2 separate regions of the Homo sapiens genome follow, and region 2 is linked to region 1. A link is an interaction called in ENCODE POLR2A ChIA-PET data of the cell type or tissue named here. Cell type or tissue: MCF 10A. All regions are shown on one strand. Each heading gives the region's core, and the rest is flanking DNA. Links, peaks and the distances in the headings are about the cores only.

The links. Peaks named below come from ENCODE experiments on the same cell type or tissue, not always from the same donor. Only the 100,000 strongest peaks of a DNase experiment are listed, where the experiment ranks them.
Region 2: POLR2A ChIA-PET joins it to region 1 with 6 read pairs; 2 of 35 experiments call an interaction of 5 or more read pairs at or near these places.

The regions. Positions count from the first base shown.
Region 1 is chr5:151,014,439-151,026,825 of GRCh38, reverse strand. GPX3 (glutathione peroxidase 3) reads right to left here and starts at 6,235. Exons shown (of 5, transcript NM_002084.5): 1 at 6,085-6,235; 2 at 1,333-1,486. The coding sequence starts at 6,171. RefSeq lists an enhancer at 3,591-4,790. In MCF 10A, for the core only: no CTCF peak of the experiment used is centred there; DNase peaks (open chromatin) are centred at 2,965, 3,375 and 4,085.
Region 2 is chr5:150,900,012-150,912,398 of GRCh38, reverse strand. ZNF300 (zinc finger protein 300) reads left to right here and starts at 7,419. Exons shown (of 6, transcript NM_052860.4): 1 at 7,419-7,695; 2 at 8,422-8,535; 3 at 9,217-9,258. The coding sequence starts at 9,244. LOC124901112 (a long non-coding RNA gene) reads right to left here and starts at 7,164. Exons shown (of 2, transcript XR_007058999.1): 1 at 7,033-7,164. It also overlaps a transcript of IRGM not described here. In MCF 10A, for the core only: no CTCF peak of the experiment used is centred there; a DNase peak (open chromatin) is centred at 7,438.

The DNA.
Region 1 (12,387 bases), core at 1,685-4,184:
CTCACCCGCTGTGCCGCTGGAACTACTGAGGCCCGAGAAAGGGAGGGACTTGCGCAGGATCACCAGTGAGTTCACAGCAATGCTGGGACTCAGGTCCTATCCTCTTGACTCTAATCTGGATGGATTGGAGGTTTGGAGGACAAGAATAATACCCTTCCTCAAGTCAGCTGTCAGTCACCTGCCCATTGCCAAGGCCCTCCACCTGGGCCAGCTAGAGCACTCATTCAGAACCCTCAGGATTGAGTTTTCTGGAGCAAGAACTATCCATCCCTGGATACAAGGCAGAGAACTTCTTTGGGGTGAGGTTACAACCCTCCCATAATCTTTGGCAAATCAGGAACACAGATGAGGCCCTGGCCCAGCTCCCCAGTTTCCTCAGTGTCCCCTGGTCTCTTTTGCAGCAGCACCCAGCCCATCTCTTGCCCAAACGCACTCTGCTCTGTTCCAAGGCTAGAGAGAAGCATCCCAGAAAAAGCACTCACAGCCACTGGGCCACGTGACCGCCGTCCTTTCACTTCCGGGAATTCGCCTGTGATTGCCAGGCAGAGCATGGAGGGTCAAATTGCCCTTGCCTCCCTGACCCCCTGCCAGTAGACTGCTCAGCCCCAAAGCGTTTTCCCCTGGGTGCTGTCGCTTGCCTTTGGTTGCCTGTTCCCCTAGCCTCTGTATTCTACCCCAGCTAGGGAGAAAGGAGTAAGCATATCAGGAGATCATGAAACCTGCGCCAAATGCCCCATTCCACCGCTAATAGCTTTGTGACCCTGTTTAAGTTGTATCTTCGCTCTGAGTCTTGGTTTCCCATGTGTAGATTGAGAAGAGGGGAAGGCTAAACTAGATCATCTTCAAAGTTTATTTTAGAATGGGCATTAGAAGTGTAGCCTGCTCCTTCATCCCGCTACACCACGCATACACTCTGGGGCCTCGAGGCAATTGCCTGCTTTCCAGAGAGCTGCCAAGAGAAGCACCAAAGCAGATGGGGCTGAGGGAAAATAAGATATTCTCAGCAAGATGGAGCTTCAGTTACCATCTCATGCTCCAGCCAAAGGGAGCTCTAAGCACAAACCTAATCTCTATCCCTCTGCCTTTAGGGTTGTTGAGGTGCCCAGAGATGAAGAAGGATAACTAGGAATCTCCTAGAACATGTCCAAAGGCAATCAGACCTCAGGCTTATATAATCATCTTCACAAAACCACGGAACACAGTGGAGCTGAGAAAAGGGGCTTGGACTCTCGTGATTGCCATCACCCTTTCCCCCATGCACCAGAAAAGCTCCTGTGATTGAAATATGCCATACAGCCCCAAATAAAGCAGGGAGGAAGGGTGGGCTCTTACCAATGTACTGGCCCGTCAGGCCTCAGTAGCTGGCCACGTTGACAAAGAGGACGTATTTGCCAGCATACTGCTTGAAGGGGATGTACTCCTCCCCATCAATGGTGAGGGCTCCGTACTCGTAAATGGTGCCACTTATGCCACCATGGCAGTCCATCTGGAACACAGGCCATAAAAGGAGCAGTTAGAGCTGGAAAGGAACTTGGACATCTCCGTTTTCAAAAGAATGAAAGATCCCAACAGAGAGAGTGACTTTCTCAAAGTAATCACCGAGAATTGGAACTGGACTAGCACTGACGTCTCCTAATTCCTTGTTTAAGATAATGATTATGAAAGCACTTAATAAGTGCTTTTCGGGTACTTAATATTAAGTGCTTAAAAAGCACTTATTAATATTAAGCACCTAATAAGCACTTATTAATATTAAGCACTTAATAAGTGAGTGCTATGGAACCCTGGAGAATGACTTATTTTGCTAATTACTTCCACATCACATGTCAATTTCAGAACATTTACTGGGCTCTCAGGGAGACTGCCCTAAAGCTGATGACTGGGTTCCTAGACGGGCTGATGGAGACTGGTTGGGTGGCTGTTGGAATAATCCAGGCAATTGAGGATGAGAACCTGAACTAGGCCAGTGTGAAGGAAAAACTGAACAGAAAGGAGGAAGAGGCCGTATGGACATGGTGATTCAGAGGCTCCCAATCTGCAGGACAGGAAAGATGAAGCTGTTGTTACCAAATAGGGAAGCAGGACTGAGAGCCAGGCATGGGGGAAAGGGCTGTGGTGAGGTAGGGAAAAGCAACAGTACCTGCATGTGTTAATGTTCCGGGTCTGAGCAGGCTGGTGATGACCCTTATGCCTTCCTCCCTCCCCAGCTGCTGCTCACAGTCAGCCTCCAGGACAAGGAGGGACAGAGTGCAGTGGACTGTGGGCTGGGAGACCTGGGCTCCATGTCCCTTTGCCATTAACTCCCTGTGTGGTCTTGGACTGGCCCTTTCTTTTCTTCGGACCTGAGTTTCCTCATTTATAAAATGAGAACCTTGAACTGAACCAACTCTCCAACCAGGTCAACCATGATGGCTTGATAGGATCATGATCAGTGGGAGAGAGGGGATTGGGGTCACTGCTGGCTAGTAGGATGTGGCCTATGAGCCTACTCTGCCCGTGACACAGACAACAAAATTCTGAGACTATTCTTGAAAGGATGTCATTGCATCATTGACACAATTTGGCAGGTGGGCTGGTCGTGATGGGAAAGGAGAAACCTTGAAACCATTGTATAAGGTGGTCTTTAAGGTCCTTTGTGGCCCTGATATCCTTTGAGAGGTGGGCAGACAATAAACAAATGGAATGCAAAGTAGCATTATAGACCAGGAGAGGGCAGAGACAGGTGGCTGGAGTTAGAGAAGCAAATTCACTCCCTCTCTTCCCCTCAATTCTGGAGAACTTGCTGTTGAGGCAAGGTACCTGGGCCTGACCAGGTGAAGGGAGTGATATATGCTGGCAGGGCGTGGCCCCAGTAGAGTGCAGAAGAGCTGCCTCTGTCATGAAGCAGGTCTGCTGAGCTGGGCGAGGCTGCGCTTCCTCCGCCAGGCCATTCCCTGGCAGCTGCAAGCTCTCTTCTTGGCTCTGGTGCAAACTTCCTGCTTTACATGAGTCTAATATTCCACATCCGGTGACTTTTGGTGGGTGCTGGAGGCAGGCCCAAGACCTAAGATCAACATTCCTACTGCTCCTGGACCTCCTCGTTCCCAGCCAGGGCCAGTTCCGCCTTAAAATGCAGACAAACTGGGGCACAACAAATACACCCTAGACCGCCACAAAGATCTAGTGGCCAGAAAGCCAGGCATGTCTATAGCCTCTCCACTTTTTTAACTCTGCCATGATCCAAAAATGAACTCTGAGACATGGAGGAAAAAAAGATTACAGGTTGTCCTAATAATGGGAACTTGTAAACAGAAGGACCAGCTTCTGGGCACAGTTTCAGCTTGGGGGTGTGGCAAGGAGAACCCTATTTCATTAGGTTCTATTTTTTGCTGGCTGTGTGGCCCTGAGCAAGTCACTTACACTGTCTGGGCATATGTCCAGGGAGATAAGCATGCTGCTGCCCAAAATGGTTGTGGGAATCTGCTGGCAGAGCAAAACAGGCCTGGAGTCTCTTGGAACGAAATCTCATGTCAAGGGATAGTGGGGGTCAGAAGGTGGCCCATGGGTGGAGAGCCACGGCTGTGCTCACCACTGATCACTGCAACTCAGTCCTCTATGAGCCCCCTTCCCTTCTCTGGGCACGTGGAATCCCAGAGCACCGCATCTGAAACAGTGGCCAGAGGAGATAAGGGGAGAGGCCATGAGGGTGCCTGAATCCTCCCACAGCCGGGCAAGAGAAGAGGGTTCCAATGGCTTGAGAGTTGGATGATGGGACTCAGCCAGGACTCTGGCTGGCTGGGGCTGCTGGTCTTGTGTCTTTCTCCTCTCCCGTCTTATTACTCCTATCAATATGATGCTGTGAGAAGTGGTCTGGGAGTCAGGAGACCTGAGTGCTGGGCTTTGCTGTGTCTCTGATGCCATGTGACCCCCTTTGCTGGGGCTCCAGCTCCTCCATTGTAAGATGGAGTCAGGTTCAGGGCTGTCTTAAGGGCCCTTTAACTCTGTCAGCCTGTGGTTCCATGATTCTCTCTGCCAGGTTTAGTCACCTAGAAACCAGCAGTTACTAGGATCCCGTGCACGTCAGCAGTTGTCACTCTTTCCGGCTTCTGCAGTCCTTTTGTAGAGACAAGGAGCGTGGGCAGCCTGAAGTTGGACTGGGGAGGTGACGCAGCAAGAAGAGGAGGACCTGGTCTCTTCCCTAGCATCTCCCTTTCAATTGGTAGGAGGAAAACACCTCTCTGGGGCTGAGTCACCTTTCGTCCATTCCATTCTCCACATGCCCCATAACCCTATCTCTTTACCCTGGGGTTGGGGGTAAGGTGAGTGGTTGGGTCCTAACCCAGAGCTAAGACATCTGAACTCTAAGAACTTGGGAGCAGAGATGGGCATGCCCAGGCTTTCATTAGCCAGCAAGTCCTGACTGGTTGTATGTGATATGATCACACCTCACCCTAAAACTTTTCTAGACCATCCCCATCCTATTCTCTCTGAGTCCATTTATCCTTCCCCAGAGTGCTGCAGAGAAGACACAGCTATGATGAGTTATTCATGGAGTCCACGTTCTCCCCACTAGCCTTCTTGAGGCAGGGCCCAATTGTATCTTCTTTGACCTTTCCAAAACTGAAGGTTGGGACTGACTCCACGGTGCTGGCCTGTCTATGGCCCACCCCAAACCTCAATGTTGAAAATCGATCCCATTCCTGACCTGGAAAATGCCTTCTGAGTTGGGGATTATGAACAGGGATGGATAAAAAGGAGGGGACTTGGACGAAGTGGCTTCACATCCATTTAGACTGACTCCAAGGAGAGGCTGATTAATCGGATTTAGGCTGAGGACCGAAAAGGGGTGAGTAACATGGAAGGAACCCTGTGCTTCCAATGGGCTTCCTGAGAAGTGGACAGAATTTTGGAAACGGAATCCTAGACTCATAAGAACTTAATTAAAGTGAAGACCCAGAGGATTTTAGAAACAAAAGCTCAGAGCTTGCAAAAATGTGAGTTATGCATGTTGGGAAGTTGGAGACAGAAATCGCTCGCTTTGAGTCTATCCCTACACCTGGCTTCTGCCTCCTTCCCCACCCACTCCCACTCCCTGGGTAGAGGAGAGGTCTACAGAGCCCACCCCAGTACATACTGTCAAAGGAGATAAGCATGCTGGGTCATCCCACTCCTGGCCTCAGTATCCCCACTCCAGGTGTGGGCCACACACCTGCTGGAAATAGACTGAGGCTCTAGAGAATTCTACCTCTTCTTCTGAATTAGCAGTCCCCAGCTTTCTCCAACTACCAGGTTTCCTCAGGCTAATGAGGACAGTGGGTCCTGGGTAGTGAGGCTGCCCCAGGGGAGGAAATTTCAGAGAACAGCTTGTGGATTTTTCAGCTTCTCCAAGCATCCCCTCTGAGGCCCTCAGCTTCATTGTGCCCCATGCACTCCCACCCCCAAACTCTCCCCTGCAGATGGAGAAACGGGGGTCCAGGAGCAGGTAAGGACTCAGGGTCCTGAGTGTTCTGCACTGTCACTCCAGAGCTCTTTCTAGCACAGATCTCTGCCTCTTCTACCAATGCCCTGAATCCAAGTGGCCATTTCTACCTGCCTGTATCATTCTTGGGGTAGAAGAGCCCCCCACAGCAGTTCTTCAGGACCAGGACCACCCAGCTGCCTCTCTCCTTTCTCCTTGTCTCTCTCCCTGGGAACTTGCACAGCCCACCCAGACGCTGGGCATTTTTTTCTGTGACGCCCTCCCTCTTAGGCCCTACTGAAGGGGAGCAGCTCAGGCACGGAGGTGACATAGATGTAGCAAGGCGACCCTCGAGGTGGCAGTGGGGAGAAAGTGCGAGCTCGGGGAGAGAGACCTTCCTCCCTTAGTCATTCTGCCCGCCTGAAGCACCAGGTCTCGGCTCTCCAACAGATGGAACTACGAGACGACGACGGTCGGGGGCGGGGTCCCGGCGGCGGAGGGGGCGGCAAAAGGGGTTCAGGAGGTCTCTCGCACCTGGGGATTGCCCATCTGGCGGGGAGCCTGGGAAAAGGGGTGCATTGCACTGAGCGCTGGACACCGAGGGGCTAGGTTTTTTCTCCCGGCCCCCGGCCCGGAGGCTCACTCACCTTCGACTTCTCTTGTCCCCGGCTCTGCGAGACGAAGCCGGCCAGGAGCAGGGAAAGCAGGCAGGACGCCTGCAGCAGCCGGGCCATGGCGGGGTGGGGGCACACTCAGGGTCGCCTGAGCCGCTGCCTGATCCCTGGCCACCGTCCGTCTGAGGTGTCCGGCGCTCCCAGCCACCTTTCAAGCCCTCGGGTGTGACCAATCCGCGGCCAAGCCGAGACCCTTGCAGCCAATCGCTAGGCGGCTGGGATTTCAGGGGCGGGCGCGACTTGCCCTCAGCTCCCCACCTCCCCGTCCCGGGGCGACAGTGACATAAGCAAATCTGGGCAGAGAGGTGGAAGTCAGGTCCCTGTGGACGTGGGAGGCGGTCCCTTCCTCTTTTGGCTCCAAAGTGCGAAAGGAGGCAGACACAGCGGTCTCCATTACAGCCAGGGCAAGGGGGCTAATAGCTCCCTAGAACTGATGGAAGTCTCCATTCTGGGAAGCATTTCTTATTCCTATCGAGGTTTTAAAAACACCTGGCGATGGTCCTCTGGAAATTGAGGGTTTAAAATTTCAGCAAGAGCTGAAGTTAAACTTCCAGAAACATTTACTATATATAGGTTTAGTGCTTAAGAAACAAAGAGTGGGTGTCCTGGGATTTTGAAAACCCCATTCTGGGTAGGGCATTAGGACTGTAGGGACAGAGAAGGTGGGGTGCCTTTCCTCCCCATCATAAGGATCACAGCTGACATGCCTGTAGAAAAAGGTTAGCAAGAGAAAAGCATAACGATTTATTTAATTAAAGTTTTCTGTGACATGAGAGTCTTCAGAAATGAAGACCCAAAGACTCAAGGAAAACTCTATTTTTAGGCTTAGATTCTATGAAGACCATGGAAATGCGCAGAAATGTGAGTGGGGAAAAAGGGAATGGTCTAATAGTAATAAACTGAGTGGGAAACCCAGCAAGGCTTGTCTGTTCGTATTCTTCTTGGCCTATCTGTGGCCAAACCACCTGGCTTAGAAGCAGAAAATAAATTTGCTCCCTGTGTAGTCTTTAACATGTTGCAGTTACTCTCTGGGCCTCAGTTTCCTCAGCTATGTAATGATGGGATTGATTAGTGATCTCCAGTGCCCTTCTGGCTCTGGCTAGATGACTTGTTTCTAAAGTAAGTGACAGACGGAGACCAGGAGTCCTTTGAGAATAGGGCCCATAATCACCACCTGGCACAGGGCCTAGCACACAAGAGATGTAAAGTATTTGCTGACTTAATCATTCATTACATTAAAAAAACAAAATCTCCATGGAACACTTAGGATCAGACCAGGCAGTTCTAGGGCTGGGCTGTCTAGGTATGATCCCGTTCACAGATGGGGAATGTGATGGAATCAGTCTCAAATCTCTCTGACCACCAGAGTCAACTGGGAAGCCTTTAATACAGATTCCTGGACCCCACTTTGGAATCACTGCATTAGAATCTCTAGGGGCAGAAGCTGAAAATCTGTCTTCAGACATGTTCTAAGGTTATTGTGAGGCAGTTGGCCTGGCTGTAGCCTTGGTAGTGTGAGTCCTAGGATTAAGTGCCTTCTGGAACTTTCTTCTGACCAAGAAATGCCTTGAGAAACCATACCTTTACTATGATTAAAGGTATTAACATCCCCCTGGGAATTTGGAAGATGTCTCTCAAGTTTTGCATTCTCTACGAAGTCTTCCCACCTCAAACCACAGCCTGTTGAAGTGGAAGGAACCACAGAGGCCAGGAAGTCTTTAGCTGAGTTAAAGCCTGGGAGCATATGAACAATGGCTGACACACAGTAAGTGCTCAATACGTTTTATTCAACCACCTCATTTCCCTGAAGCCTAGAGATGAGGAGCAATTTATCCAAGTTCCCATAACCAACTGATGGCAGGGAGGGAACCAGAATCCAGGTCTCTAGACTCAGTCTCAGGCCCTCTCCATGTTGTTCTGTTGTCTTTTAAGGTTCGTATTTACCCTAAAATATAAACATCTGTGTGCACATCAGTTTGTCAGAAATCCATTGTTCATTAGTATCAGTAGGCATCTAGTGACCCTCAAAATAGGCACCTAGCAACATGTTAACACCATGAGAGATGCTAAAGAGTTGTCTAAAAGCCAAAGTCCCTGCTCTCAAAGGTGTTTCCAGCAGATACCAGCAGGGTGAGGGAAGGGAAGGCACCTAGGGTCACACAAGTGCAGGCTGGCACCTGGCAGCGGGCATCTCTCTACATTTTGCACCCTCTATGTCTCACTTGTCTCACCTTAATCCCAGCCCTGGTGGTCTATTTCTTTAGGGGAGACAAGAAGGAGCCAGAGACCTGAGATGCTACCCCTGGATTGCTACGGAAAGTAATAAAATTACTTTCCTTCTCTGATCTCAGTTGTCCACCTATTTAACAAGGATCTTTGACAGTCTCTCAGTGGTGGTGTCTGTGGCTTTTCATTCCTAAGAGTATAAGGAAAGCCTGAGCCATACAAAACAGGAGTACAAAACTGATGACATGGACAGTGGGGTGGGGAGGCTTGGGGAGCCTGCCCTGGCATTAAGAAGGGCTTTCATGCTGCAGTGAGCTTTCAAAGGAGGTCTAACCATTGGCACAAAGAGCATGACAGTGAAAACAATGAGAATGAAAACAATACTTCCCAATCTTTTCATCAGCAGCCTTTTAAATACATTTGGTTGACTTGTTTTCAAGGACCCTATGTTTTGAAATATATCGTTCTCCACCAGGCTGCTTCTGATTGCCCTCAGGTTAAAGTCTAAATTCCTTAGCACTTCAGAAAGTGCCCTCAAAATCCATCTGCTTCTTCCTCTTTTGCCACACTCTCCATATTCTCTCTGCCTCCGCTACACTGGACATTTTTCCGTTCTTGCAGTCTGCCATTCTCCCTCACTTCCAGGTTTCATCTCTGCTGTTCCCTGTGCTTGGAACAGAGGTTGTCTCCCTTTAACTGGTACTATCCTACTCATTTTTCATATCTCCACTAATGTCACGTCTTAAGACAGGGGTTTCGTGATGGTTCCCTTGTTTTCCTGTAGTTCCTAGAGTATTTGACACTTTGTACATCGACCCTTTGTTGTACTTTATCATCATTTCTTGTTTGTCTATTTTCTGCACTAAATTATAAGATCCAAAAAGGCACCAGCACCAGCACAGAGCTTAATACATAGTAGTTGCTTGATACATATCTATCAAATAAATTAATGTCAAGGAAAACAATATTTGGCATATAGAATAAGGAGAGCTTCAAGTTAGCAAGTTGTAACCATGTAGAGCCCGCAAGACTGGTCTGATTTCATCTTCTAGGAAGATTCAAGACGTGCGGGTTATGATGAGTAGGCTTGTCAGAGGAGAGTAGATGATTTGCATTGGCCAAAATGGGAAGGGAGGGATGGAAGGAGAAGCTGTAGAAGAATCATAAGCTAGTTTTGCTTCCAGTCTGAGAACACGTCTTCCGCATTCCAGACAAGTGAGCACTCGGAACCTCTTCATCCTATTTTTTAGAGACCTCTATAGGGAGCTCACTACTTACCTACTTGGTAGGTGAACAGAGACCGAAGATGACTTAAAAAGAGGTTTTACAAAAAGTGCTGATGCACTGTGTCTTCAAGGAAGATAGAACACAAATTAATAAACTCAAAGGATTGTAAAAAGTTAAAACAACGAAAGCCAGCCTTATTATTGGTTAGTAAACATTTCAGGTTCTGAACTCAAAGATGGGATCAGCCACTCTAACTGATGAGCCTAGGTGGAAGCAGAAGTGAGGCCCAGCCTGCGTCACTTCAGTGCCAACTTCAAACAGTAGCCCTTGTTTTGCAATCGAGAGAAATTGCAGAACCGAGCTGGGGCCCTGGAGCTGCCAATTTCCTAAATAATTGGCAAATTTGATCTCAGGGCCAGCCAGAAGACAGGGAGTTCATCAAGAGGAGAGGTGGGTGGCTGTAGTTTTTGCTTGTGAAACTAGTGCCTTCCAAACTCTGGGCTGCAGTTTTCTCATTTATGGAACGAGGTGTTAGACAAGTTGATCTCCATGGGCCAAGCTTTAGCATAAAGAGAGTAGCAGCCAGCATTCACTCAATATCCTATCTATACCAGGTGCTGCCTTAGATTAATTAATCTCTGCAACCTCTTGAGGTAGCCAACATTATTATCCCCATTTTGTAAATGAAGAAACTAATACATAGAGAGGTTAAGCAACTTTGCTTAAGGTTATGCAGTTGGTAAGTCACAGAACCGGGATTCTGACCCACACATACTATTCTGCTGTGAGCAGATCTCTGTAAACCTACCCCACCCCCGCGCCAGCCAGTCAGAGGAGGCTGAGAAGCTGAAGAAAGAAGCTGACATACCCAGTTTCTCAGAAAGAAACATTTATTAGGGACTTAGAAACAGAAGCCACAGAAGTCTTAGGTGGCTGTGAAGTGAGATAGTGGATCCCCAAGCTATTACCCCTCCTCAGCCCAGGGCTTATATAGCATAGGGAAGGGGCGATTTCCCTATTGAAGGGATGTGTAGGCCAACTGAAGTGTGAGAATATTAAGTTTGTTTTCACCTAAGGGGAATATTTATGTTAAGGACATGCTCTTACACAAGGAAGAGTAGATAAACTGAAAACCTTAGCGGCTTTCCTGGAACTGGAGTTAATCAGAAATCAACATGGTTGAATCAGCATCCTAGACAGAGTGTCTTTAGCCTCCGCATATACTGTCTCCAGAGCCCTTGCCATTAACCTCTAAGCCAATATAGCAGGCAGGCCATGGGCGTGTGTGGCTGTTGCACGCTTGGAGTAGGGCTAGTACAAACTGATCTGTGCTGTGAGTATAAAACACACAGTGTTTTCTGAAGACTTAGTGTGATAAAAGAATATAAAATATCTTAATTTAATAAAATTGCATATGGAAATATTTTAAATATATTTTTAATATAGTGGGTTAGCTGAGCATAATGGCTCACGCCTGTAATCCCAGCGCTTTGGGAGGCTGAGGTAAGAGGATGGCTTGAGCCCAGGAGTTTGAGACCAGCCTGGGCAACATAGTGAGACCACATCTCTACAAAAATTTTCAAAATTAGCTGGGCAAATCACTGGAGCCCAGGAGATTGAGGCTGCAGTGAGTGGTGATTGTACCACTGCACTCCAGCCTGGGTGACAGAGTGAGACTCTGTCTCGAAAATAAAAATAAAAGAATAATAATATATTGGGTTGAAGAAAACATGTGCTTAAAATTAGTTTTGCCTGTTTCTTTTTGGTTTTTAAAATATAGCCACTAGAAAATGTAAAATTACATGTGACTCACATTATATCTCTGTTGGATAGCACTGGTTTCAGCTGTATACTCTTAAGGGACTGGCACAAGATTATGATTGACTCTGTGAAATCTAGGCTTAACTCCTGTTGGGGGTCCCCAGATCACCTCTAGGTTCAGTGATTTGCTAGGAGGACTCACAGAACTCAGCATATAAGTACACTGACACTATGATTTATTACAGCACAAGGTTACAAAATCAGCAAAGGGAAAAGGTGCATGGGACAAAGTCTGGAAGAAAACAGCCACGAGATTCCCAGAATCATCCCCCAGCTGAATTAAGCACACAGGATGTGCTTCATTCCTTTGTCAATGAACTGTAACAGCATGTGTAAAATGTTGTTTACCAGGGAAGTTCACTGGAGACTCAATGCCAGGGTTTTTGTTAGGGGCTGGTCACATAGGCATCCTTGGCTAAGCACATACCAGAATTCTAAACTCCCAGAAGAAAATTAGGCAGTCAACAGAAACTGCATTGTTTGTCCAGTTTAGGCATAATGAGCTACTCTTATTAGTTTGGGGAATGGTGGAAATCCTTCTGAAATAGAAGTTCCCAAGAGCTGACCACAGGCCAAGTGTAGCGGTCTAAGGATCATGGTCTCGGGCCTGTACTACTAACAATTTGCTACACATTTCTCAATTAAGCCTCAACAGGACCTGGCCTGGCAAATACTAGGTTTGTTGGGCTTACCTGAAATGGAGTTGTCTTAATCCGTTTGGGCTGCTATAATAAAATTCTATAAACTGGGTGGCATGTAAATAACAGATTTATTTCTTACAGTTCTCAGGCTGGGAAGTCCAAGATCAAGGATTTGGGATCAGGTGAGGACCTGCTTCCTCATACATGGCTGTCTTCTCACTGTACCCTCACATGGTAGATGGGGTGAGGGGCCTTTCTTGGGCCTTTTTTATAAGGGCATTTATTCCATTCATGAGTGCTCCATCCACCTTTATGACCTAATCACCTCCCAAGTTCCCACCTCCTAATAGCATCACTTGGG
Region 2 (12,387 bases), core at 6,069-8,568, 120 kb after region 1:
TCAGGTACTTGGATTGTGTATATTTTTCTGCTTGCTGGTTTTCCAAAAGTTCGTTAAACTGTCTTGACTTTTTTCATTCATTTATTCTTTCTTTTTAGATGAGATGATTTCCAATGACCTGTCTTCCAGCTCATAAGTAATTTCTTTCACTTGATATAGTCTGTTATTGAACCCTTCTATTGAATTTTTTAGTCCAGTTACTGTGTTCTTCAGCTCTATAATTTCTGTTTTGTAACTTTAAAATTATTTCTCTTTGTTAAAATTCTAAGTTTGTTCATGCATTGCTGTCTTGATCTCAATAAGCATATTTATGACTGTTTATTGATTCCCTGTCAGATAAATCACATATGTCCATTTCATTAGGGTTGGCTTCTGGGGATTTATATTGTTCTTTTATTTGGAAAAAAAATTCTTGTTTTTTCATTTTCTTTGACTCTCTATGATGGTTTCTGTATATTAGATACAACAACTACCTCTCCCAATCTTGTTATACTAGACTCATGCAGGAGATGGTCCTCACCAATCAGCCCAGCCAGAGATTCTAAGTGCCTCTCAACCCTTTGAGCTTATCCAACTCACTGATTTTGTTCTCAATAGCTTCCAGGAAATTAGAGTGGTCCAAGTCATGCTAGTGCCCTGAGAAAGGTGAAATAAAAGCCAGTTTCTCAAAATGCAGCTTGGAGAACTGGGGTGTCAGATATGTGTTACAGTTACTTCTTTCCTCAGGGAGAAACTGAGAGCCACATTTTCGCTCTCATTCATTCTGATTTAAACCAAGAGGTTCTGTGACGGATGCTTGCACTCTCATTCAGACTGCGCTTTGGGGCACTTGATGCATGCAGAAATTCTTTCTAGGGAAAGTCTTCAGACCTGGATTTTTTGCTGTAGCATGCCAGTAGAGAAAATGTGGAGGATTACTCACTCTCTTGTTCAAGCTTGCAAAAGTCTCACAACCTCCCTTCAGGGAGAGTCTGCAGACCTGGATTTATTGCTGTTGTAAGCTGAGGTGGAAGGCACAGGAGTGCTGTCCTTCCCATTGAGGCTGGAGGAGGTTTATTCTTTATTTGCCACATAAGCTCCCATGTGCAGGCTAGTCAGAAACCAGACCTCAGGGTGGTGCTTGGGAAGTGTGCAAACTCCTTCCAGAAAGAAGCCAGAAGCTGGACTGAACCCAGGAGCTACAGCTGCTGAGAGTGTTTGCATGATTCAAAACCACTTCTGTGATCTTTGTGCTTCAAAGAAATTATCCAATGCCAAATCCCTGCTGCTCTCCATGCAAGGTGATTTAAGAGCCAAACCTGCTGGCAGGGATCATAAAAGCTGGGGTACCATATGTGTTGTAGGAACCCTTCACTCCTCAGGAAAAACCTAGGAGATGGGAATCCTAAAGTGGTGTGCTCAGGGTGGAGTTTGTGCATGAGTCTTTCTCTGCTTTTCCTACTCACTTCAATGTGGATATTTTCTTAATTCTTCAGTGCACGGGGGTCTTTCAACTAGTTCTGGCTTTCTTTGGAAGGTAATTGATCCATGTGTAGGTGTCTATTTGGGCATCTGGGGAGGAGGGATAGTCAGGAGTGTCCTATTCTGCCATATTTTGACATCACTCCAGTTCTAGGCATTTCTTATAAAATCCTTTGCATTTCTACATAGCAAATCATTCATATCATGCACATATATAGACACTTTTATTTCTTCCCGTTCTGATCTGTATGTTTATGCTTGTAATTTTGTTTTCTTGTGTTATTTTATCGGGCAGAATTCCCAGTACTATGTCAAATGTGTGATGAGAGTGAATACTCTTGCCTTGTTCCTGACCTAACGGGGAAAACATTAAGTCTACACATGCCTGATAATTCTTGATTTGATGCCAGATATAGTAAATTTTACTTTGTTGAATGCTAGATAATTTTGTGTTCTAATATATATTTTTGAACCATTGTTCTGCAGTTTTGTTAAGTTACTTGGGAATGCTTTGATCCTTTCAGGTCTGATTTATTAGGTGGCACGAGAGCAAGATTTTAATCTAGAGCTAATAATTCCCCACTACTGAGGCAACATCATTCTGCACACTCTTCCCAGTACTTCAAGAATTGTAAAGTTTTCCACTCTGTCTGGCAGGAACAGGCATGAATCTTGGCTTTAAAAATAAACTCCAATTGTTTTCTCTTATTCTTTCAGGTATTTCTTTTCCCAGGTTCTGGTAGTTTCTTTACATACATGCACTAATCAATACTCTGCTGAATACTCTGCAAATATCTGGAGTTCTCTCTCTGAGCATCTTTCAATTTTTTTTGTCCTTTGCCCTGGTCTCCACAGATTCTTAGTTATTTCTGCTTAACTCTGAGAGTCTGCTGTTGTCTGCCTGGGCTCCTTTTCTTGTGTTTGTCCTGGAAATTTTCTCAAGGAAGTAAACTGGGTCACTTCATTTGTTTCTCATCTCTCAAGGATTGCCATCCTTTACTGCCTGATGTCTAATATCTTAAAACTATTGTTTCATATAGTTGTCTGTTTTTAAAGTCATTTCAGTTATAAGTGTTGATATGGTTCGGCTGTGTCTCCACCCAAATCTCATCTTGAATTGTAGCTCCCATAATTCCCATGTGTTGTGGGAAGGACCCAGTGGGAGAAAATTGAATCATGGGGGCGGTTTCCCCCATACTGTTCTTGTGGTAGTGAATAAGTCTCATGAGATCTGATGGTTTTATAAGGGGAAACCCCTTTCGCTTGGCTCTCACTTCTCTCTTGTCTGCCACCATGTAAGATGTGCCTTTCACCTACCACCATGATTGTGAGGCCTCCTCAGCCACGTGGAACTGTGAGTCAATTAAACCTCTTTTTCTTTATTAAACTTTACTTTTGGTAATTTCTTTATAAATTACCAAGTCTCGGGTATGTCTTTATCAGCAGTGTGAAAATGGACCAATACACGTCTGCATTCATTCCCTGTTATTTTATCTTTGCCAGAAGCAGAAGTTTGGAATTATTTTCTAAAATTTATTTTGTTTTACAATTATGTAAATTTTTTGTGGTTCTCAAGTAAAATAAACAGGACATGGTACATTCAAAGGACAGTGGGTAATATTTATATCCCCTCTGTCTTATTTCCTTCTCAGGAAGTGTCTAAGATGACCACCAATGATCCCCACCTCCTGGTATTCATGACCTTGTGTAATCACTTCCATATAAGTAAGTAGCTTCTAACCAATAGAATATGGCAACATTGAGGGGATATCATCTCATGATTAGATTATAAAAGATTGTGACTACCATCTCCCTTATAGACTCTTTCTCTTGCCTCCTTAAATCAGCAAGTTTCCATGTTAGAGAGTTCTGCATGGCAAGGCACTGTGAGTGGCTTCTAGCCAGCAGCTATCAAAGAAGTGAATACTCTCAGTTCAATAATTCTTGAGGCACTGAATCCTCCCAAAATCATACAATTGAGCTTGGAAGTGGATCTTTCTCCAACTGAGCCTTCAGATGAAACCCTATCCTTGGATGATAACTTGATTATAGATTTGTGAGAGACCTTAAACAGAGAACCTAGATAATTTATGTCATCTTCCTGACCCACAGAAACTGTGAGACAACAAATGTGCATTTTTATGCCACTACATTTTGGGGTTATTTGCTACATTTTCATTGATAATAACACCCTTTATAGATAATGTTTTATTTGATGATTTATTTTTCCATTATTCATTTTTAATTTTTAAGGTAAGTATATATTTAGTTGATCTTCATTATTCACAAATTCTGCATCTGCAAATTCACCTACTTGCTAAAATCCATTTATAACCCCAAAATCAATACTGACAGCACTTTTGCAATTATTTGCAGACACACACAGAGTAGCAAAAATGTGTCACCTCATGTGCACATTCTCAGTTGAGTTAGAACAAGGCAATACTCTGGCTTCTTGTTTCACCTCTCATACAGAGAAGACCAGAGGATGGAGACAGAAGGGGCAGCACAGTAATGTACAAGAAGCTGCAGCTGTTAATGGAGTGACATTAGGCTTAATTAACACTTCTAAAGCTCATTTTCTCTTTTGTAAAATAAAATAAAATCTACCCAGGATAAGCTGTTTTTAGGATTATTTTATATATATATATGTATCTATATATATATGTGTTTATATATATGTGTGTGTGTATATATATATAAAATAGCTGAGATTTCATTTTACAAAATAATATTTTATATATATATAATTTTATTTTTCCCCTGGAAGCAATGGTTCATAACACTTCTAAACCTCATTTTCTCTTTTGTAAAATAAAATATACCCAGGATAAGTTGTTTTTAGGATTTATATATATAGATAGATAGATATGTATCTATATATGTGTGTGTTTATACATATGTGTGTGTGTATATGTATATATATATAATAGCTGGGATTTCATTTTACAAAATAATATTTTATATATATATATAATTTTATTTTTCCCCTGGAAGCAATGGTTCAGTACTTGCTAATCCAGGGTTTATGATGACTTTATAGAACATAACTTTTGTAAATAAAAAGGACTGGGGAAAGGGGTTACTTCATTCGTTTCTCACTGCAACTTTTTATATATATGTTATGCACATATATAATAAATACATACATATTCATTCACTTTTACGTTAAAAATGGTAATAGCAAATATTTTCATTTTTCCACTTTATGTTTTTAACATATTATATCCTTAATATAATTTCAGGATACATAATATTATATCCTGAAATTCACTTCATGTTAGTACAGAAAGATATTTCTCCCTCCCTCTCTCTCCTCCAACCCCTCTCACGGCTAAATAGTACTGTTTTAAATGTTTGTGTTATCTGCTGTCTTTTGGTATTAAAAACAGTTTTGCAATAATCTTTTGGCTATTTTTTATTGTGAAGAATGTATCTTTGGGATATATTCTTCAAGTGGGGTTTCTGAATCATAGGGTAAAAATTATGTAGTGCCGTGGTTTTAGAGATATGTCCATACATTCTTTGATAATCCTCCTTAAGAGGTGGAGCTCAATTCCCATTCATTTGATTATCGGCTGGCCTGAGTGCCTCACTTCTAGCCAACAGAATACAGAAAAAATAATCAGATGCCACTTCCAATTTAGGTTATAAGAAGCCTGTGGCTTCTGTTTTGTGTGTGTTCTCTCCCCCTTGACTCACTTGGACTGTACAGAAGTCAGCTATCATATCATGAGGCAGCCTTAGAGAGAGGGAAGACACCTGCCATATCATGAAAACAATAAGGTAGCCTAAGGAAGGGCCCACATAGTGAGGAACTGAGGCCCGTAAGCAGCCATGTGAGCAAGCTTGGAAACTGATATTCTGAGGCTTGCCCACAGCTATTTGATTGAGTTTGGAAGCATATCCTCCTACAATTGAGCCTTGAAATAATTGCAGCCCTGGCCTATGGCTTGATTGCAACATCACGAGAGACTAAACCTGAACCACCCAGCCCAGCTGTTCCCATTCTTGACTCACAGAAACTATGCGACAATAAATATTTATAATTTCAAGTTGCTAAGTTTTGGGTAATTTGTTACACAGCAATAGATAACTAATACATGTAGTTTTGCTAGATATTGCCAAACCCTCTAAAGAGGGCTGTAAGTTTGCTGTCCCACCAGTAACACATGATATTTCCCATGGCCTAACAGTGTTGCCAAACTTAGAAAATATTTTATAAGCAAATAGATGGGAAATGGTATTGTACTATGGCTTTAATTTTCTTCCTTTCATTATGAGGGAGGCTTCCTGTTCCTTCAACATCTTCTTTTTAAATTAGGTACTACATAAGGACAGCTTTCCGTAATTCTTAAGATGAAGAACTAAAGTTTTTACAATTCCTACAAGGCTCTCCGCATAGGAATAGTAGTAGAGTCTGGCCTTTTCCTGACTCTACAACTTCCACTGGCATCACTCCTTGAGGGTGAGGTATCTGAATTAATCATTACTATATACCTTTACCACTAAACTCAGTGTCTACACTGTCTTAAGCTCAAGTCAAGAAATAAATATTGATATAACTGTGGAAGTCTAAATAGAGATGAAGAGGTTAAGTGTTCACAACCAACTATTTCTTATCCTCTTTGTCTTGACCAACCTTTAGTCAGACTTCTCTCCTTCCCGCAGGCCCCTTCATTTTGGCTTCCCCTGAGTTGAAACACTGCACTAATGCACTATGATTCAAAACATCTCCCCTTAACCGCTTATTCTCAGAATTCCATGACAACAGAAACAATTTCTGTAGAAATGCCCTGGTTTTGCCACCTGCACACCCCTATCTCATATCCTTCTCCCTACAAAGTTCCTGCTAACCCTTCTTACTCTTCCCTATAAAAAAAAAAAAAGTCATTTTGTTGATATTGTGATTCTTGCAGATTTGAGATTGGAGCATTCTTCCTAATGCAACAGTGTTCTTTCTGAATACATTGTCTTCTTATCTAAGTGCATTTGTTTTGACATGAGAAATAAATTGCTAAATGTAAAATTGCTGCCTATTTCATAACATATCAAAAAGCATGACTCGTGTGAAAATTATGATTCAAAATTGTATTCATTTATACAAATGAAACATTGGTCTGTGAACATGCATTTTGCTTTTTTAAAGCTTGATGTAAGGTCTAAGGGTTAAGATAACAATTTTAGTATTCTCTTTGGCTGGTTCATTTTTAAAAAATCATGTTGTTGTTGTTGTTTCTGAAATCTAACCTTCTCAGTCTCTCCCTTATGTCTGTTCCAATTTTCAAGTCTCTTTTCTGTCTCAATCTGTCTGTCTACCACGCTCTACCCCTTAGATCCCCACTTCTATTCCTATGTCTATTTTTTTCTCTTCAGTCTCCCGTCTCTCCTCCTTTCTAGGCTGGCTCCTTTGTCCCCATTTCCCCCATTTTCTCTCTGATTCTCTGCTTCTCACTTCCCTCTCTTTGTGCCTCAGTCTCCTCTTCCCTGCTCTTAATTTCCCTTTTTCCTTCAGTCGACCTCTTATTACTTATTACTGCAATATCAAATTCCCTTATAAGGATTCCTTACCGTTGTTATTGGCATAATTACAGTACACAATGATTGTTCAGCCCCCAGATTTTGTCCCTCTCTCCCACAGTGAAATCTCCCTGGAGAGGACCGCACCATTCCACGCTTCCCCTCTGAGCAGTCGAATCTCCCGGCATGGGGCTGTACCATTCACAAACACGTCCATGGTACCATCTAAAATTCCTCCCCTTTCGTCAGAAGCATGCTTCCAATAGAGGAAGGTTCACTCCAACTTCCTCTTCAATCCCCCTTGTAAAATCTTTCTGCAAAAGTGTGCTCCTTAATGCTCCTTTCGCAGGCCTCCTTTCCGTCGCCTTCCCCTCCCTTCGCTGCCGCTGTGGTACAGCCCATTCTCGGGCTCAGCACTGGGCGAATCCTCCGCTAGTACGAAGACGACCGGGCTCTCAAGATGGCGGCCCCATGCGGAAACAGCTCCAGGGAGCAGCCATGTTGCTTCCTGAACAAAGCCTCTGAAGATGCGGAACGGGCAAAACCGCCCAGTACGGAACGGCGCAGCCTCGGGAGCCCGGTGTGGTGCTCGCGGACAGGAAGCAGGAGAGTTTGCCAATAGGGATGTGACAGCGGTTCCCATTAAGCGGTGATGGTGGTTTTGGGACCTGATAATCGAGCTGGGAGTCAGAGGCGGGATGTGTGCGGTGAAGGGTGAGTCTGTGGGATTGGTAATGGGAGGAGAGGAGCCCGTGAGGGTCAGTGGTAGGAGGTTTATGAAATCACTGGTGGGGGAAGTAGGTGGGATTAATGTTGGATTTATGTGGGAGTCCGAGATGTGATTAGTAACAGGGAAGTGAGAGGTGAGGGGGTGTCTATTAGGTCAGGAATGGCTTGCAGGTGGACTGACTGGTGGGTTTAACTGGGTTCAGTGATTTAGGGGACTCTGAGGAATCAGTGATGGGAGGCTATGGACTAAATGATGGGGGCGTCCATGTGTTCAGTGATGTGATGGACATGGGGGAGTTCAGTAGGGTATATGATTACTAGGCCTGAGAATTCCGAGATTTAGATGGGGACAGTAATGGGGCCACGGTGTCATGGTGGTCAGCCACATTTTACTGGGGAAGGCCTTTACTTAACGTTAAATTTCCACAGGTCATAGGCAACTGTTTGAGTTCTTAAAGGTCAACCCCTTTTCACATCTTTTCTTAGTCTACCATTGCCCACTAAGCATTTCTGATGGTACCCCCATCAAATGGTCATTTTAAAACAAGACCAAACAAATCAAAACTGATAAAATCATAATTAAAAGTTTGATTTCAGTTCTCCACTTTCTAAGTTTATTTAAATCATTTTATATTTTATTCAAGAGACATTTATTGAGCATCTGCGGGATATCCAGAGATGAGTATGATTGTTTCTTTTGTTTCCTTCCAGATGTTTTGATACCCCCATATAAAATAATCTGTCTGTCATGGGAGCCCCCACGTCCTCTGAAATAGTTCAGCTCTGTCTGCATGACTTGTCCTGGGACTGAGGAAAATTTACCAGGTATTTACCTTCCTGCATTGTGGTATACTCTTTTTTTTTCCAGTGGTTCCAACCTATCACCATTTTTGTATACAGACAATAGAGCTGTTGAAAAAGAGCAATAAAAATTTAAACAGAAAACATCTTAAAATTAACCTTTGAGTTCATGCACATTGATTTAGCAAGAGTTTTCTAAGTTGGGGGAAAATATAAGAGAGTTCTTGGAAAATTGTTGGAATTCAGCTGCTGGTTCTTTTTAGGAATAGGGAACACATGCCTCAGTTTTCCATTTGGTCATTCCCATTCTTACTGCCAAGGAGCTCCATCTTCACTTATATCCTTATATAGCTATCCATGATTATTGCCTCATGAAAATCTTCTATAAATAGAATTGCTGATTCCCAAGGGGAACAGTAAGTTGTTAGTAAATCAACTGGAAACATATCTTCACATCTATCCAATTATAAAACCTTGGTCAACTTCTATGTGATCATATTATAGGTACAAGAGGAGTAAAGAATGATCCCTCCTCCACATGGTGCCTGCTGAGACTTCTGTAAGGCTCAAACAACCTTATCCCACAGGGTAGCCCATTAGTTACTTGACTTCTGATGTTAGTTGTTGCAAGATTGGTGAATGTGAAAGCTGCAGTCTGGGTTTGGACTATGAAAAACATTCTGATCACCAGTTTTGCTTTTTCAGTCATCTGGCCTTTTGGAAGAGCAAAAAATGATGAAGTCCCAGGTGAGTTGCTTTTTAAAAAAAAAAAAAATTCTTCTTTGGTTTTTCATACAATCAAATGGAAAGTAAAGTTAGCTAAAATCTGGATGAAGGAAAAGGTGGTAACAACAAAGATCAAGACCTCGAAAGAGTTTCTAGGTAATATGTAAAAAACCTGGCTGGCAACCATTTTTATAAATTAATGTACTAATTGTTCTGATCTTACTTGCAGACATCATGAGTTACACGATTTGCATTTCCCTAAAGAGAAAGATAAATTTCCCATGTTAAGAAAATGTTTCTAGCCATATAAGACTAAAAATAAATTCCTTTTTGGCTTTTACTCTAGGAGGTGGAGTGCACAGTGTTCTCACCAACACTCCTTTGCTAAATGCCACAGTAGGTTTCTTGTAGTGGTGTCTTAAAACGATCTTTTTTAGAGGGGATGTATCATAATGTCTAGCCAAACTCCTTGAACCTTATTCTTGAGTGAGGGTTGGCAAATTATTGCCATGGGCCAAATCCCATTCTCCAACTGTTTTTATAAAGAAAGTTTTATGGAGCACAGCCATGCTGTTTGTTTACATGTTGTCTATAGCTTTTTTCTAGCTACAATGGCAGAGTTGAGTAGTTACAACAGAAACCGTATGGCCTGCAATGCCAAAAATGTAAACTTTACTGAAAAAGTTTGTTGACCCCTGCTTTCAAGGAACAAATTGATTACAGATGCTTCCTATTGTCCAGCTTTATCCACAGGTAAATTCATTAACGTAAGATAGGCACATTTTGAATGTTTTTCTAAACTATGTATTTCTCTCAAAAAAGCCATTCTTAAATTATATTTATCTGGCAAATCTTTGGAGGGCAAAGGTCCCTGATGCTCCATATCTTTTGCTGTGCTTTCAGAATTTGTAGGATTAGTGTCAAGTTCAAGGCTGTTCCTTCTTTGCTCTCCCATTTTTAAAAGTTTGTATTATTTTTTCTTTCTGCCAGCATTGGCATATAAACATTTAAAATTATATAAAAGATAAAAATTTAAAACAGAGAGACCTTTTAACTTAAACTCACCTTCTCCCAGGATAATCAGTGTTAACCATTGCTTCTAACCTTCCAAACCTTTTTTGATATGAATATAACTGTGATTGATTAACAGTTTATATGTAGAAGTACAAATGTGTGAGAATGTCTCTTATTTTCTTGCGCTTTTCTTTTGGAAAAAGAAGGTTATAGTAAATATTTTGTTCTGCAACCTGATTTTTAACTTACTGTCCAATATAAAGGTCTTTTGTATACACTTAGAATATCTTTTTCCATATCAGTACATAGAATTCTCCTTTACTATTTTATCAGATGCATAATATTTCCTTGTGGCCTGGTTGCCTGGGATTGTTTCTTCATCTTACAGATAGAGATTATAATCCCCATAGGGTTGTTGTGAGAATTGAGTAAAAACCATGCTTAAAACCATAACTGGGGCATGGTTTGTACTGATATATTTAAGTGTCAGCTGTTATTACATCATCATTATGATTATCGTTGTGAAATCTTGAAATCAGCTTTTACATTAGGAGTCCTTGTGTATATTTTACAGTAGAGTTTAGAGTTCTATTGCAAAAAGATTTTTTCATTGTTGTTTTTGTTTTTGGATTTCAGTAGCTTTGTTTTAGAGCCGTGCTGTCTAATATAGTAGCCATCAGCCAAATGTGGTTACTGAACACTTGAAATTGGCTAGTCTGAATTGAGATATGTTAAGTACATACCAGATTTCAAAGTTATATTTCCAAAAAACTCACTAGTAGTTTTTAAGGATTCCATGTTGAAACGATATCTTGAGTAATATATGGGAATAAATGTATATTATTGAAAATAATTTTTTGAATGTGGTTCCTAGAAAATGTAAACTTACCTATCTGGTTAGCTTTATATTTCTGTTACACAGCACTGCTTTGAGGGAGAATGGATTTTTTACTTAGCCCAGTAAATCCAACTGCTGTGGCTAATTAGTTGATTAAATGCTTCTTCCTTCAGGAAGAGGGCTGTATATTAGTTCCCTACCATCCAGAAGTGAAGTCGTTTTTACACATATCCTCCTTTTCAGCCTTTAACACCTACTTCCCTTTCATTTCTTCCATCACTTAATAGCACTTCCATTTCCCCAGGGACCTGAGCTGTAAAAATTGTTTGTAGTTGACAAAAGTATAATTTTTCACTGATTATGTACTATATTTTCCTCAAAATTAAGAAATTTATACCTACTTATTATTTTGAAGCATTTGGGTATCATTAATAAAGCAAAATCAGAATGTTAGAATGATAACATCTATGAATTTACCTCTCAGAATGGATTTCCTCTGTATTCCACATTTATTATCTTTCTTATGTTACTTTTCTTCAGATAAAACAAATTAGACTAATACACAAAACAGTGTTTAACTAAACATAAGTTTTAATTTATTTTTTCTTTATAATCATGATTCATTTAACAAACGTTTCTTAAGTACCCAGTATATGTCATATGCACTGGCTAGCTGTTGAATATCCTGAGCAGATTTACGTATAGTTTTCTTCTGGAAGGACTGCAGAGAAAAAAGAGATGTAGAAACCAACATTAACACATCGGCAGAGATGTAAAGAGATGTAGAAACTAACATTAACACATAAAAGTTCTGTAGCAGACATGGGAGCAGGTACTGTTATAGCAGAGAGGGGGGAACAACCAGATTTCTAAGGAAGTAGGTAATAGGCTTAAATGATTATTGAACTTTGGCTCATGAGGGAAGTAGGCTGAGGACAGGAAGCAGCATTTGTAAAAGTAGAAAGGGCAGAGTGATTTTAGGAAGGCTGAGAATTTTGAAACTAAAATGGAGAGTGCTTCATGGAAAGGTCGACTAAGGTTGGTATTGAAGTGATAAAATATAAAAGATCATGATGTTTACAGTATCAGGGAGGCAGTTTGGACTGCAGTAGTCAAGAACCTAGACTATTGAGAATAAATCTTGCAGATAAGAGAGTTCATCAATCATATATTTAGTATGTAATCATCTTTGGCAAGTATTTACTTAACCACTGTAATCCTCAGTTTTCTTATATGTACAATAGGAAAATTAACAGGATTGTTATGGACAACTAACTGTTTGGCAGCTTGACAGAGTG